5 separate regions of the Homo sapiens genome follow, and all the other regions are linked to region 1. The links are chromatin contacts, found by Hi-C or POLR2A ChIA-PET in ENCODE. All regions are on one chromosome and are shown on one strand. Each heading gives the region's core, a stretch centred on a gene start or an enhancer-like site at or near the end of the contact. The rest is flanking DNA. Distances are from core to core; before and after follow the strand shown. Region 1 holds the start of GPR157 (G protein-coupled receptor 157). Region 2 holds the start of UBE4B (ubiquitination factor E4B). Region 3 holds the start of CTNNBIP1 (catenin beta interacting protein 1). Region 4 overlaps RERE (arginine-glutamic acid dipeptide repeats). Region 5 holds the start of PIK3CD-AS2 (PIK3CD antisense RNA 2).

Evidence for each region. A loop is a pair of places that touch in the nucleus more often than their neighbours do. ChIA-PET counts read pairs that join two places held with the same protein, here RNA polymerase II (POLR2A). Pooled maps may share reads with other maps.
Region 2: a loop to region 1 is called in a map of CD8-positive, alpha-beta T cell, with 14 times the contacts of the local background. The contact joins the promoter of UBE4B here to the promoter of GPR157 in region 1. A Hi-C loop is called at or near these places in 3 of 168 maps with a recorded cell type or tissue (CD4-positive, alpha-beta T cell, CD8-positive, alpha-beta T cell and naive thymus-derived CD4-positive, alpha-beta T cell) and 9 of 50 pooled maps. POLR2A ChIA-PET finds 5 or more read pairs at or near these places in 1 of 52 experiments (activated T-cell).
Region 3: a loop to region 1 is called in a map of CD8-positive, alpha-beta T cell, with 6 times the contacts of the local background. The contact joins the promoter of CTNNBIP1 here to the promoter of GPR157 in region 1. A Hi-C loop is called at or near these places in 3 of 168 maps with a recorded cell type or tissue (CD4-positive, alpha-beta T cell, CD8-positive, alpha-beta T cell and naive thymus-derived CD4-positive, alpha-beta T cell), 4 of 37 single-sample maps with no recorded cell type and 12 of 50 pooled maps.
Region 4: a pooled map shows a loop between it and region 1 (2.4-fold over the local background). The contact joins the enhancer-like site here to the promoter of GPR157 in region 1. A Hi-C loop is called at or near these places in 1 of 50 pooled maps. POLR2A ChIA-PET finds 5 or more read pairs at or near these places in 3 of 52 experiments (OCI-LY7, activated T-cell and common myeloid progenitor, CD34-positive).
Region 5: a map with no recorded cell type shows a loop between it and region 1 (16-fold over the local background). The contact joins the promoter of PIK3CD-AS2 here to the promoter of GPR157 in region 1. A Hi-C loop is called at or near these places in 1 of 37 single-sample maps with no recorded cell type and 6 of 50 pooled maps. POLR2A ChIA-PET finds 5 or more read pairs at or near these places in 2 of 52 experiments (CD8-positive, alpha-beta memory T cell and K562).

The regions. Positions count from the first base shown.
Region 1 is chr1:9,127,752-9,130,494 of GRCh38, reverse strand. GPR157 (G protein-coupled receptor 157) reads left to right here and starts at 1,393. Exons shown (of 4, transcript NM_024980.5): 1 at 1,393-1,850. The coding sequence starts at 1,468. RefSeq lists enhancers at 1-15, 36-105 and silencers at 807-1,126, 1,187-1,536.
Region 2 is chr1:10,031,612-10,034,354 of GRCh38, reverse strand. UBE4B (ubiquitination factor E4B) reads right to left here and starts at 1,397. Exons shown (of 28, transcript NM_001105562.3): 1 at 661-1,397. The coding sequence starts at 684. RefSeq lists enhancers at 530-579, 971-1,625 and silencers at 1,140-1,359, 1,390-1,779.
Region 3 is chr1:9,908,932-9,911,674 of GRCh38, reverse strand. CTNNBIP1 (catenin beta interacting protein 1) reads left to right here and starts at 1,406. Exons shown (of 6, transcript NM_020248.3): 1 at 1,406-1,580. RefSeq lists enhancers at 1-137, 138-811 and silencers at 959-1,558, 1,569-1,628, 1,799-1,858.
Region 4 is chr1:8,523,967-8,526,709 of GRCh38, reverse strand. All of the region lies in intron 7 of RERE (arginine-glutamic acid dipeptide repeats), which reads left to right. Among named protein-coding and RNA genes, the nearest start is that of SNORD128, 30 kb to the right of the region's middle. RefSeq lists an enhancer at 1,300-1,349 and a silencer at 1,166-1,460. Within about 2 kb of position 1,374, at least 38 of the 41 ENCODE cell types and tissues checked have a DNase peak (open chromatin) inside an H3K27ac peak, as active enhancers do; they include OCI-LY7, where a contact is called at or near this core.
Region 5 is chr1:9,686,153-9,688,895 of GRCh38, reverse strand. It overlaps PIK3CD-AS2 (PIK3CD antisense RNA 2), which reads left to right and starts at 1,322. Exons shown (of 2, transcript NR_126367.1): 1 at 1,322-1,561. The region is part of intron 1 of PIK3CD (phosphatidylinositol-4,5-bisphosphate 3-kinase catalytic subunit delta); the gene reads right to left. RefSeq lists silencers at 688-882, 1,208-1,347 and an enhancer at 1,398-1,567.

The DNA of each region.
Region 1 (2,743 bases), core at 144-2,643:
AAAAAAAAGGTGGTATATCCATATAATGGAATATTACGGGGCAGTAAAAGGAATGAAGCACTGCATATGCTACGATGAACCTTGGAAACGTGCTAAGTTAAAAAAGTCAGACATAAAGGCCACAGAGCATATGAGTCTATTTACAGGAAATGTGCAGAATAAGCAAATCCACGGTAGAAGAGTGGTTGCCAGGGCTGTCGGGGAGAACTGAGGGCTAACAGCTGAGGGATAAGGATTTCTTTTTGGGAGTAATGACAATGTTGTAGAATTACATAATAATGATGGTTGCACAAACTTGTGAACATACTACTGAATTGTTCGGTTAAGAGGGCCAATTTTATGGTATGTGAATTACATCTTAATTACAAAGTTTGAAATTTTTAAAGAAAAAGCCATGCCCTGCCTAGCATTTCATTTTTTAAAAATCACACCTAGTTAGCTATGGTTTTTAAAAAATAGCATGCTTATTTTAAGAAAAGGTGGAAACGCCGGCTTCCCCAAGTCACCACCAACTTGTGAACACGTCGGGATCACGGCTGAAGGAATGAGGATCATACCCGAGAGCTGTTTCTGTTGCTAGTGGAAAGAATGCCTCTGATCCTCACGCCCTTCCACTCACAACACACACAGAAGCTGGCTGAAAAGAGGGAAAGTAATATTAGCCCTAAAAATGCCAGCCCTTCCTCTCACAGGACTGGATGTCCCAGACACCTGGCAAGAGCAGGGGTGGGCCTGGAGGAGCGTGGAGGGACAGGTGCTGGGACCTGGGGGTGCCCTGAGGTAGGGCTTAGGGACCTAGGGGCTTAGGGGCGTGGTGTGAGGGCGTGGGCGGGGCTCAGGAGCCTCGGGCACCGGGTGGAGCTTGGAAGCCTCAGGGGCGTGGCGGGGGCGGGGCTCAGGGCCCGGGGCAACGGGACGAGGAAGGGCACCTGAGCCAGGGTCAGGGCCCGGAACACAGGGGTGTGGCGGGGTGCGTGGGCGGAGCGGGGCGCGTGGGTTAGGCTCTAGGCCCAGGTCTCTGGGCCCTGTGGACAGGGGATCGGGGCGCGTGGGCGGAGCTCTAAGTCCCAGTCTCAACGCGGGGGCACACGGGCGGGGGGGGGGCGTGTGGGCGGGAAGGGCATGTGGGCCGGGGGACGTGTGTCCGGGGCTCGGATTGTGGGCGGGGCTCAGGGCCTGGGACGGCGGGACGGGGCTGGGAGTGTAGGCGGGGCTTAAAGGCCGGGGTACCGGGGTGGGGCGCGGCGCGTGGGCGGGGCTCAGGGCCCGGGATATAGGGGCGGGGCGCAGGGCGTGGACGGGGTTCAGGGCCCGGGGCCCAGATGGGCGGGGGAGCGGCCGGACGCGGGCGGGGCGGGCGCCTGGACGCGAGCCTAGGGCGCCTCGGTGCCCAGACGGCGGCGGCGTGGCCGCACGCGCGGCCCGGCTTCTGTCCTCGCGGCGCTCCGGCTCCTGGCCCCCCACGCCATGCAGCCGTCCCCGCCGCCCACCGAGCTGGTGCCGTCGGAGCGCGCCGTGGTGCTGCTGTCGTGCGCACTCTCCGCGCTCGGCTCGGGCCTGCTGGTGGCCACGCACGCCCTGTGGCCCGACCTGCGCAGCCGGGCACGGCGCCTGCTGCTCTTCCTGTCGCTGGCCGACCTGCTCTCGGCCGCCTCCTACTTCTACGGAGTGCTGCAGAACTTCGCGGGCCCGTCGTGGGACTGCGTGCTGCAGGGCGCGCTGTCCACCTTCGCCAACACCAGCTCCTTCTTCTGGACCGTGGCCATTGCGCTCTACTTGTACCTCAGCATCGTCCGCGCCGCGCGCGGGCCTCGCACAGATCGCCTGCTTTGGGCCTTCCATGTCGTCAGGTGGGTGGCGGTGGCGCTGCTTTTCCAGGAGCCCCCGACACAGGCCGACCCCTCCCGGTCTTGCCCTCCCAGAGGCCGCGTCTAGGTTGGACACCCCCTACCCACAGCAAGCAGTGCCTGCTGGCGCCCCCGAGGCTGTCCTGGGCCAGCGGGAGGAGGCCAGCCTTGCCCGAGATTCGCTCCCTCCCGAAGGAGCCCCGCTGTGCCTGCCCCAGGGCACAGCCCCTTGGGGTAGTGGGGACAGAGTTCGCCCCCAGAGCCGGGCCCTGTTTCCTTGGACGGGGCTGGGGAGGACACTCTGAGCCCCTTGTGACCTGCTTCACTGTGTCCTGGCTGTCTCTGCTGCCCATGGGGAAACAGGCTGGGAGACGAGTTAGGTAACTGTCCCGGGCTGGAGAGCCGGCAACTGCCAGTCCCACGCCACCACCCCACCCCAAGCCACAGTGAGCTTGGTGCACTCCGCCACTCCCGAGCTGCCGTGTCTCTGCTGTACAGTTTACAAAGGACTGTGCTTTTTATTCTGTCTTTGGTCGTTTCTAGCCTCAGGCCCCAGCCCCTTGTATTTCTGTTCTAGATGATCTTGACTTTCCAGAGTTCAGCAATTCTGAGATTGAGGGCAGGGGCGGAGGGCTGGTCTGGGAGTCTCGGAGTCCTCCTGGAGTCTCTCTGAGAGTGGGGAAAAGCCAAGACCTTACTTTGCGATTCAAGCGTCTTTCAAGTAAGCCTCGCTGAAGAGGGTCGGCCCTTCCCTGGGGAATGTCAGGTTTTGAAAATCTCATGGCGTCCTGTGCTGTGCTGAACTGAGGGCAGGAATCCTAGGGGCTGTTTTCCTTTTCTCCTTCTCCCAGATCAGAGCATCAGATACTGCCCTAATTATAGGTCCTTTCTATTAA
Region 2 (2,743 bases), core at 148-2,647, 900 kb before region 1:
CTCTGCTACAGCAAAACACAAGTTTGAAAGATTCAAGAAGTAGGAAAAGATAGAATGTAACAGAAGAATGCCAGAAGTCATTAGTGGTCTATTAAGTACCAGAATATAACTGGAATTCTCTAAACTGTGGAGAAGATACATATTTTGTTAAATATCAAAGAATCTGTCTGTAAACCACCCCTCAAGCAAAAATATATGTTTAATCAAGCTTATACAGTGCAATAACCACACATATCTGGAATTTCAAATGCTTTCTTTAAAAATATTCACCCACCATACATTCTCATTCCATCCAAAATTGTTCTTTAAATTCCTGAAGACACAGACACACACACACTTTAACTTCATGTAAATCTCGCCCTTCTTGTTCGCATACCCTGAAGAAAAGAATAAACACCTCAAGATGCTCTCTCCTCTTGTTCATACCCTAAAAGAACACTCGGAAAGAAGCAAATGGAGTTCAGAATGAAGAAAGAAGGCAACAGAATAAAGGAGAACAAAACCAGAGACCCTATCGGGGAGTCACGTTATTCTTGGAAAATATCATCTCCGTTCCTTCTCCAAGCCCAAAGGCCAGACAGCACTGGCGCAATACCATCCCTGTCCAAAGCGCTAACGAGTTGCCAACTAATCCCTCAAGGTGTCCCCCAACCTCCTCACCTCATCAGCGCTCAGCTCCTCCATCGCTTTCCTCTTAATGGTGAAAGGCGTTAAGGAGAGATCCTTCTGTTCTCGAGACCACGGCGGGAGGAAGGAGAGTGGAAGGTGTCTATCAGGCTGTCTGGTCCCCCGAATGGGGGAGGTTTCAGAATTGCATAGTCAGAGGTTAAAAAATAAGAACACGAGAGGCACTAAACTGCCTTGGCTTCGGTCACTCCAGTCGCCCCACAGACTACTACAGCCGCTTGTTCCCTGAGCAGCCTCCTTTGGCCGCCACTGCTGCTGCTACAGGGTTGTCTTAAGGCGCCACTTATTACCCTCTGCTTCCCAGGTTACCCAGCTAGGCAGCGCGGTCTCCAGTTCGTCTCGTGCCCCGAGCCTGCTGTTTCTTCGTGATAGTGGCGCGGTAGCTGCGTTCCTACAGCAGATCCTGCTCTCCTTCCTACCCTTTGCTCCTGGCGGGAACTGGTCGACTGCAGAGTGGATACCCCGAGGTAAGGCGACCCCACAGCCGTCCTGGCAGAGCCCAGCACTGTAAGGGAAGCCCCTCCCCTCCCAAAGCAGGCCGGCCACGCCCCGCCTCCACGCCGGAGCCCGGGTAGGGGGGAGGGGGAGGATGGGATGCGCGTAGCTCTCGCTGGAAGAGTAAATCCTCCTACCCCTCCACCCCTACTCTTTCCCCCTCGCCCCACCAAGTATTATTCATCAAAACAACAGGGCGGCCATCTTTGAAAGGGATCACGTGACCCCCGTCAGGGAGGCGGGGCTTCTGGCGCCGGGACGTGGCAGCCAATAGGCCGCGGGCGCCGCGCCGCCGAGTTCCTCTCGCCTGCGTCCTCTCCCCGCCTCCGTCCCACCCCGTCCCGCGCAGCCGCGCCGGACGTGGGGAGGGGCAAAGGGAGGCTGGCGGCTGGGCGGGGCGTTGCCACGGCGACCGCGCTGGGGCTGCGGGCGCGGCGGGCCTGAGCCAGGTAGGCTGGCAAGGGGAGGGACGACTCCCAGACTCGCGTCGGGGAAGATCCACCAGAAGGTGGCGCTGGCCCGCGGCCCGGGGGCCCGCCGCGCCTCCGTTGTTCCCAATCGCCTGCTTTTCTGTGACTTGGGGGCCTAGAAACACCTCATCGCTCCCACTGGACTGTGCGCGCCCGCCGCCTAAGCGAGGGAAAAGAAAACGGAAAACGTCTCCTTGACCCCGGGAGCGTGATCTACCGTATTGAGCGCTCATTTTCTGAAACATCTGCCACACACTCTTCCACCTCCTCCAGGAAAGCCCAGTTGGAAGAAAACTCGAACACAAGAACTCCCATTCATTTTATTTTACCTTGGCCTTTTAGAGATACTTCCTGGGTTTTTTTTTTTTTAAGTGTGTTCAAAAAGTATTGGTAAAATTTGAAAGTATAAATGGATGAGAGACCCAAATCACTGAATTGTACACAGCAAATGCAAGGAAGACGTTTGGAGTCAGTGGGGGAAAACCATCCTCCGGTGCACAAGAATACAAATATTTGGCCGGGCGCGGTGGCTCACGCCTGTAATCCCAGCACTTTGGGAGGCCGAGGCGGGCGGATCACGAGGTCAGGAGATCGAGACCATCCTGGCTAACACGGTGAAACCCCGTCTCTACTAAAAAATACAAAAAATCAGCCAGATGTGGCGGCGGGCGCCTGTAGTCCCGGCTACTCGGGAGGCTGAGGCAGGAGAATGGCGTGAACCCGGGAGGCGGAGCTTGCAGTGAGCCGAGATCGCGCCACTGCACTCCAGCCTGGGCGACAGAGCGCGACTCCATCTCAAAAAATATATATATATGTATGTATATATATATTTATAAAATATAAATCTAAGTTGAGCGATCAAAGTAACAGTACCATGAAATTCCAGATTTTGCCGCTGACGAAGACTATAAGTGGATTGGATGGCTCACTAAGCCATAAAGACTGCATTCCAGAATTAAGAGTTACAATGTATTTGCTACATGCTTAAAATAGGAACCTGACTACTAGATATGTAAGGAATTTGTGAGTAAAAATATGTAAGGAATTTGTGAGTAAAAATAAATCACTGCTGGCTTTGCATATTATCTGCT
Region 3 (2,743 bases), core at 157-2,656, 780 kb before region 1:
GAGGCGGGCAGACCACTTGGGGTCAGAAGTTGGAGACCAGCCTGGCCAACATAGAGAAAACCCGTCTCTACTAAAAATACAAAAATTAGCCGGGGCGCATGCCGGTAATCCCATCTACTCAGGAGGCTGAGGCAGGAGAATCGCTTGAACCCGGGAAGCGGAGGTTGCGGTGAGCCAAGATCGCGCCACTGCACCTGAGCCTGGGCGACAGAGCGAGACTCCCTCTCAAAAACAAAAAAACCCCCCAAATGAGTAAAGAGTAATGTGGATATTATATTATAAACGAACAAACAAAAAAGGACTTCGTATTCTTTTTGCATAGGGAAGGGGAAGAAATGTGGAGTGGAAGAGGATGGTACAGAAAAGGTGTAAAAAGAAAGGCTGTGGGAGGAGTAGGGTAGGAGGGCTTCTGAACTGGGGTTAGTGTCACACTGTGTAACTGATAATTTAAACTGCTGAAAATGAGACCACACTTAAAGATACAGGTCCCTTTAAAAGGAAGGCGGATGTTAAAAGCAATTTGCATTTTACCTAAAATGGGCTGCTTCTCCCTGTACCCTCTCCAAATACAGCCAGACTTTCTGTAGAAACATTTTAATCATGGGCACCCTTCCCCCGAAAAATCCACTCACTACCAGTACACACGACCTTCTGAGTTTAATGGACCTACGGAGGCCCATCCCTGGGCTCTCTGGGCTAGGTTAATCCCAGGTTAGGCCCCAAGCTCAGAGGTAGCAACGTTCCCAGCTCAACGACGCAGGAAGACCACGCCTCTAAATGTTCTGCAACCTCGTCCATTTCAGAATTTTCCGGGGTTCTGGGTAAACTGGCCTCACCAAGGATTCTGCCCCGTCTTGTTGCTCCCGTTTTTAAACACAGACCGGTGTGTGGGAGAGGCCATTATTTTTCCGGAACACTGTGCTCCTGGAGCAGATAGGGACACGCAGAGTGGCTTTACCGCAGCGCCAGCTTCAGCCTTACCCGGCTCCTCCTCCAGGCCACCGCCTCCTCCTCGCGCCCAACCCGCCTTCCCTGCTCACCCCCGGCCCGCTCCTCCCCTTTGCTCTCAGCGCGGACTCGGCCACTCACTACCGGCGCCGTGTTCCACCCGCCCACCGCATGGCCCCGTCCCTATGTCGCTGGTCTCGCCCCCTTCCAGGAGGGCCCAATGAGCGTTCACATGCGCCACAAGGCCCCGCCCCGCACCGCGCAGCCCCGCCCACAGGCTGAGTTAACCAATTCGCGGCCCCGGGCCCCGCCCCGCCCGCAGGCCCCGCCCCGGCGCCCGGCCCCACGCGCCCGCCTCCCTCCGGGGCGTTGCCGCCGCCGCGCCTCAGCAGCCCGCGCGGAGCCAGATGCCGCCCCCTCCGCCGGTCCCTCCCCCGGCGGCCTGGCGCCTCCCTCCCTCCCCACCGCGGTGACTCTCGGAGCGGGAGGCGGAGGCTGAGGCGGCCGCTCCTGCTGCTGCTACTGCCGCCGCCGCAGCGGCTGCTCGGGCTGAGCACGCCCCGGAACAGGCCGCCGCGCGCTGCGCGCCGGACCCGCTGCCCCTGCCGGCCCGGCCGGGTCGGGCGGCCCAGGTAAGCGCCGAGGCCGGGCCGCGCCTGCACCGCCCGGGCCCGCGCCGCGCCGCGCCGGGGCTTGGGGGAGCGGCCAGCCCTTTGTCTGCCGGGGAGGGGCCGCGGAGAGCGCCCCCGACCCCGCTCGGACCCCTGACTGCCCCAGCGGCGCGGCGCCCTGGTCTGGGCCTGGCCGCCTCTCGCCGCAGACCACCTCCCGCCTCCCTGACTCTTCGCCCGGGGGTCGCCTCCACAGGTGTCCGCGCCGCCCACCTTGTTGCTCACCTCACCGCGTCCGGGTGCCTGTCATCGCCCGTCCGCCCTCCCGACCTCTGGGCCCCTGCCTCTTCCCTCACCTGCGCCCACTCTGAGACTCTTACTCTCCATATTTCCCCAAACTAAACGCTGGGCCGCCCTTCCTCCCTCTGTAGTTTGATTGAACTGTCGTCTCCCGATTCCACCCCTCCCCGGTGAGCCTTCCTGGAAGGTACCTGGTGGGGGCACATATCTCACCTGGATGGCGGGCGTGTATGCACGAACCTGCAAAATTAACCACCTGGAGCCCCAAACTGCACCTCTCACCTCCTTTTCATCACCCCACCCCAACCACCTTCCTTTTTTTGGAACCTGGTAACCGAGACACTCAGGTCTGGACACCCAGCCTCTGCTAGGCCCTCCATCCCTCCCTCTGCCTTGTGAGCTGAACTTGTCTGAGCAGTGCCTGTTGTCAGGTTAGCCCCTGGGAAGGCGGCGGGGGCCGTGTTGGCCGCAAATCAAGAGTTTTATGAATAATGAGACGTGTGGCTTGCACCACCTCCTGTCTGAGGATCTCAGTATGCTCCAGCTGTGAATTATTTTGTCTCCTGTCACTCACAGAACTGAGAGGAACATGTCTGGCCAACTGCTGGGTAAATTGAGGTACAGGGTGTGTGGGTAAGGGACCTGGAGGCAAGTCATGGTTTGTCTTGAAGTTCTGTTCGCAGGAGCCTTGGCTCTTAGCTCCCTGCTACAACCACTGGGCTCCAGTTCCTGGAGTGTGTCCCCAAGTGATAACTGATCTCTTGTGCCATTAAAATGTCCAGAGATACCAGCAGCTTCCTCAGATTTAAAGTAGGACTTTGGATCATAAATAAAGGTGCGGGCTGTTAAATGCCAATGTGTCATTCACGGTTTGCTGGGGGAGT
Region 4 (2,743 bases), core at 125-2,624, 600 kb after region 1:
CTAGACTTGATTGGGCTAGTATTACTTTAGGAAATGTTTTAATTTATTATTTGGGGAATGTTTTATTTATTATTTTTAGTTTCTTATCTAAGGAAGATTAAGCTGTTTGCAGAAAATACAGTTTTCTTTAGCTACCCTGCTCACAATACCATCTACACTGTGTCTGTACCTGTGTGACAAGGCCAAGCACTCCATAACTTTACCCGGATTGTTTGGTCTTTTTCAAAATGTTTAGAGTTTCAAAAAGAAATTTGTGAAGTTGCTTCTCTTAAGTAGCTACTACTATGTTTTTAAATGTGTTGCAGTATTTCTATTAGTTGATCTTGTGTGTAGTCATTCATATCTGTCTTTTGATTCTATTTCTTGGTGATCTTGCTTTTTAAAATCACCATTTACCTTAAAAAAAAAAAAAAAAAGACAAAACTTGCTGTTGTGCTGACAGAGCAGAGAGCATTTAACTGACGCTCCTCCGTGGCTTGGCTTGCTGAGTTCCTGACAGAGCAGGGCATTTAACTGAAGCCTCTCCATGGCTGGGCTTGCTCAGTTCCCTGCTGTTGGCTGTCTTGGATCCCCTTTCTAAGGCCCCACTTCCCTGCACACTAGCTTGGTGTGCAGGGAGAAGCTGCAGAGTCTGTTGGCTGGGCTTTATTTACGGAAACAGCAGGGTTGAGATTGATTGCGTCGTGGAGAGACAGTGTGTGGATGAGGGAGGGTCACAGCACATGCTCAGTCCTGTCAGAGTGAGGGGAAGTTTCTGCGTTCTGCGTGAAGGCTTAGGTCATAGCACAAGCTCAGTGAAAGCTCTATGAGGTCTCTGAGACTGCATGTGCCTCCATTTTGAGTTGTTAGTGTAGAAAAGGGCAGAGTTTTAGCAGAAAGTAAAGGTTCAGGAATCCAGCTAGACTCACCAGAGCCCGTGTTAGTCATGGATGATCCATTCAGCCCCTGCAGGTAGGCTATCTTCCCCTGGCCTCACCGAAACAGTGATGGGTTTTGCTGCTCTTTCTCACTTCTGAAGGTGTTTATGAATCATTTCATCATTCATAGTGCATGTTCCTGAGAGCCTTTAATTCAGCCCTAGCTGGCCATGTAGGTGGTATTGTGAAGCGTAAAATCAGAACTAAGAATGGGGACTACCGGAGAGGCATTCAGCAGATATAGAATGTGAAGCTTTGCGGGTCCCTCTGTCCCTGTCCTCTTCCCCTTACCTCTTCGGCTCGTAGTATAATCTTAACCTCAGTCGTGCTGGGTGTGTGTTGCCAAGCTTGTTTGCCTTCAAGACCTGCAGAGCAAGCCTGCAGGCCGCCCCCTTGCCTTGTGGCTAGTATGGAATGCCTGGGCCGCAGAGCAGCTCTGTTTGGATGTTTTAGGAAGGATGGTAGGTGGGCTTCTATTGGTTGCTTTGAAGGTGGGTGGAACCTTGTTTTGATTGAGAGCCTGTTTGCCAGAGCAAATTATAATTTTTGTGATCTTTTTCTGAAGTCTGACATATTCAGGGAACAGTTGTGAATTATGATTGCAACAATAACACCTTAAAATTGATTTTTTTAAAAATGAAAGGTTATGTCACATCAGTTTTTACTTAGTCTCTTGCCTTCAAAAGGAAGCAGACTCATCTTCCTTTTAGAGCTTATGGAAAATTCTTTGGCAATTAAAAAAAGTATGCATTGACTTTTGTGTTAGAAATTGAAGTTTAGGTATTTTGTTTATTTTTGTATCTGTTTTAGAATCGGATAGCATTTTTTGCATATGTGTATGTTGTCATGTGACTTGGAATTCTATTCTCTTAAATGGAGTAAAAAGAGTAGTTGGTGCTGAGAAGGCAGTCATTGACAAGGCCTCATTTCGTACCCACTGCTTGATAGCCAGACACTAGTTTCTTCTACCCAGGGGAAGTTGTGCTTTTGGGGTGTCCTGTTGCAGAGCAGGTTCAGACAGATGGCTTTCACTGTGGTTTATTTAGGGAGCCAGTCAGAATAAGATTTAGGACAAATTGAATTCTTACCCAAGTAGATATTAAATGAAGTTTTTGAATTATACTGTTTGCTCCTTTTTGTTTCCACTCCTTTTTCTTCTGATAAAGGTTAGAAAAAATTTGAATGCCACCTAAATTTTGTGCATTTGTGAGGATGGAAGAAAGCATACAATATAGAAGAATGTGCAACTGAAAAACCCTCATAGGAAGGAGAAGAAATTTACTATGCATTGATACAAGGAGAAATTCCTTGTGTAAGCTCTTAGTGGTGTAGTGTGAATTTGGAGTGTTGCATGGTCAACTCTTTCCAGGGAGGCCCTTGATTTTAGTGGAAAGTTTTTAGGAAGGCTAATGTTGGTGAATTCTAGTCACTGAAAATATTACTGAAGTATAATCTGTATTCTTACAGATTCAATTTTGGGATTGCAACTAAGGAGATGAATTGTAGAAGGATAATTTAGGGTGTGCGTTTATTATTTTTGTGATCAATTTTTTTACCCATGTGAGGGCTTTCTTCCCATTGTGACCATATTTATTTGGGCATTGCACTGGGGAGTTTTGGGGAGGTACCCCATACCATATAATGTTGCTTCTGGAACTCGCCTTATTTTACTCTGTTTAAAAGCACCATTGCTCTTCCTTCCTGCTTCTTTTAATAAAAGTATCCCTTCAATAGACGAGAGGAACTGGACACTGCACCACTTTCTGTCATGCACTTGTGGGATCTGGGCAGGACTCACATTTCATGCTCAAGGAACAAACTCATTG
Region 5 (2,743 bases), core at 73-2,572, 560 kb before region 1:
AACAACACCGAGACAATCCTTGTCCCGCACTTAAAAAAAACTCTGGGCGCTCCAGTGTTTTTGTTTTTGAGACAGGGTCTTGCTCTGTTGCCCTGGCTGGGGTGCAGTGGTGCGATCATAGCTCACTGTAGCCTCTACCTCTCTGGCTCAATCGATCCTCTCACCCCAGCCTCCCGTGTAGCTGAGACCTCAAGTGCGCACCACCTCACTCAGCTAATTTTTTAAAATTTTTTGTAGAGGCGGGGGTCTAACTATGTTGCCTACGCTGGTCTCGAACTCCTGGGCTCAAGCCATCCTACCGCGTCAGCCTCCCAAAGTGCTCGGCCAGGCGCTCCAGTTTTTATCCAGGCATCTACACTGTAAGATAGATGTTGTTCTCCCTTGGTTGTAAGTGGGGAAGCCGAAGCTAGGCGGGCAGGGACTCTCACCCTCACGTACTCACACAAACACTGTCTGCACAGCCTCTTGGGCAGAGCTAGCGCTGGCACCAGTTTAGTTTGGTGCTGAAACCATACCCCTCTTGCTCTGCAAGAGCCCATCTCCCCTTAGAATATTCTTTCGGGTCCACAGCCCAAGACAAACCTTTGCCACAGGGGAACGCAGAGGAGGAAGCGGGGTGCGAGCACCAGAATCAGCCCTGGCGTGTCCCGCGGGGTGGTAGAAGGTGGTTTGAAGAACACTCCTTGGTGGTCCTAATTGCTGCACGTGAGGTCAAGGCAGGGCCGCCCATCCCAGGCAGATGAGCTCCAGGAGCCTTCCTCGTGCCTGAGAAGACGGCAAGGAGAAAACACTGCCGGCTGGAAGCCCTCGAGAATCTCGAAGAAGCCCAGAATGAAAGGACCAGGCGGCCGGGACTCGGAGCTCCCTAGCCAGGGCGCGCGCAGCCAGGCCTGACGCTTCCCTCCGCCCTCGGCGGCCTCTGCGTCCTCCCAGCACCCGGCAGCCTTGCCAGGGGTCCCGGATGCCCAGAGCACCCCCCAAGGAGGAGAGAGAAGAGAGGGAGTCCAGGATGAGAAGACGGGGGGCCAGGGTGGGAGGGGACACTCCTCTTCCCTGGCCGTCCCTAGAAGTCACACACAGACATTCACTCAAAAAGACACGCATGCAGATGCGCACACACAGACACAGGCGCAATCATGTAAACGGACACACAGAGACCACAGACGCTCGTGCTCATACACGCGCTCTCGCTCTTCACACCCTGCACCAGGTGGGCACTCACCCGCCCGCACCCTGGCTGTGCTTTCACAGATCCCGGGAGAGGGCGGAGCCCGGGCCGGGGGCTGGAGACCGCCCCCGGCCCCGCCCCCACGCCCTCCCATCTCTCCCTCCTTCCTGCCGTCCCCCGCCTGAGGGAGGGGAGCGGTGCAGCAGACATCCGAGGGCAGCTGGGACCCCCTGACTCAGCCGACGGGTGAGTCAGGCTCCCTGCAGGCCACACCGGACCCCCCCAGGGCGGGGATTTCCCCAAGATGAGAAATCAGCCACCGGAAGTCACGCCGGACCTTGGACGGGCAGACAGAGGCTGGGAGGAGTTCTGGGTGCAGAGCCCCCCAACCTGGTAAGTACAATGATCCCAGGGCTAGGACACCAACGAGATTTTCCAAAGGGCAGACGAGCTTCAGCGGTTCCTCCACCCCCATTCCCCACGTGTGGGAGCCCTCCTCCCTAGCGGCCCCGTCCTGCAATCGTCCCCCTGCGCGAAGACTTCCGTTTATCTCCAGCATGGATGGAGGGAAAGTCAAGCTCAAACACAAGGTCCCCATCAGCAATGGAACCCAATGATCCGCTGGGGGTTCAAATTGGGGGTGTCAGGCACGGGTGTCTCTGGAGCCCAGAGAAAAATCCAAGATTCTTTGAAATGGCAAAAGCCCCCAAAAGTGACTTTCTTGTATTGCCACGATGAACTGGAACTGCCCTGACAAACTCTAAAAAGATAGAGACCTTAATAAATTGTGTAGAGAAGAATTAAAAGAGTGAATACAGATGCATGGAAAATCTCTAGAACAGTGCCTGGCACTCATATTAAGTATTGGCTCTCACACATGGATAACAGACACAAGGAGACCAAGTGACTTGCCCCAGGTGGCACAACTAGTTAGTGGCAGAGATGGAGGAAAAACCAGTCTCTGATTCTTTGTTCACAGCTCAGGTACCTTCAGTCCTTTCTGAAATTAAGTGAGAGTATAAATAAAGTCATTTAGTGGATAAATGAATTTTACCACTGTTAAATATCAGAGTAGACCTGGCACAGTGGCTCACGCCTGTAGTCCCAGCACTTTGGGAGGCCAGGGCAGGAGGATCACTTGAGCCCAGGAGTTCAAGACCAGCCTGGGCCACACAGTGAGACCCCCGTCTCTATTTTAAAAAGAAAAGAAAAATCAGAGTAAATTAAGGCGGGCACGGTGGCTCACGCCTGTAATCTCAGCACTTTGCGAGGCCGAGGTGGGAGGATCATTTAAGGCCAGGAGTTTAAGAACAACCTGGGCAAAACAGTGAGACCTCGTCTCTACTAAAAAAAAAAAAAAAAGAAAATTAGCCTGGCATGGTGGCATTTGCCTGTAGTCCTAGCTACTTAGGAGGCCAAGGGAGAAGGATTGCTTGGCCCAGAAGTCTGCGGTGAGCTATGATGGAGCCAAGAAATTAGATTCCTGCTCCTCTACTTGCTACTAAAAGGGCCAATCCTCTTGTTAAATCCCAAAACATAAGGCAGGAAACCAAATGAGCCTCTGCTCCCACTCAT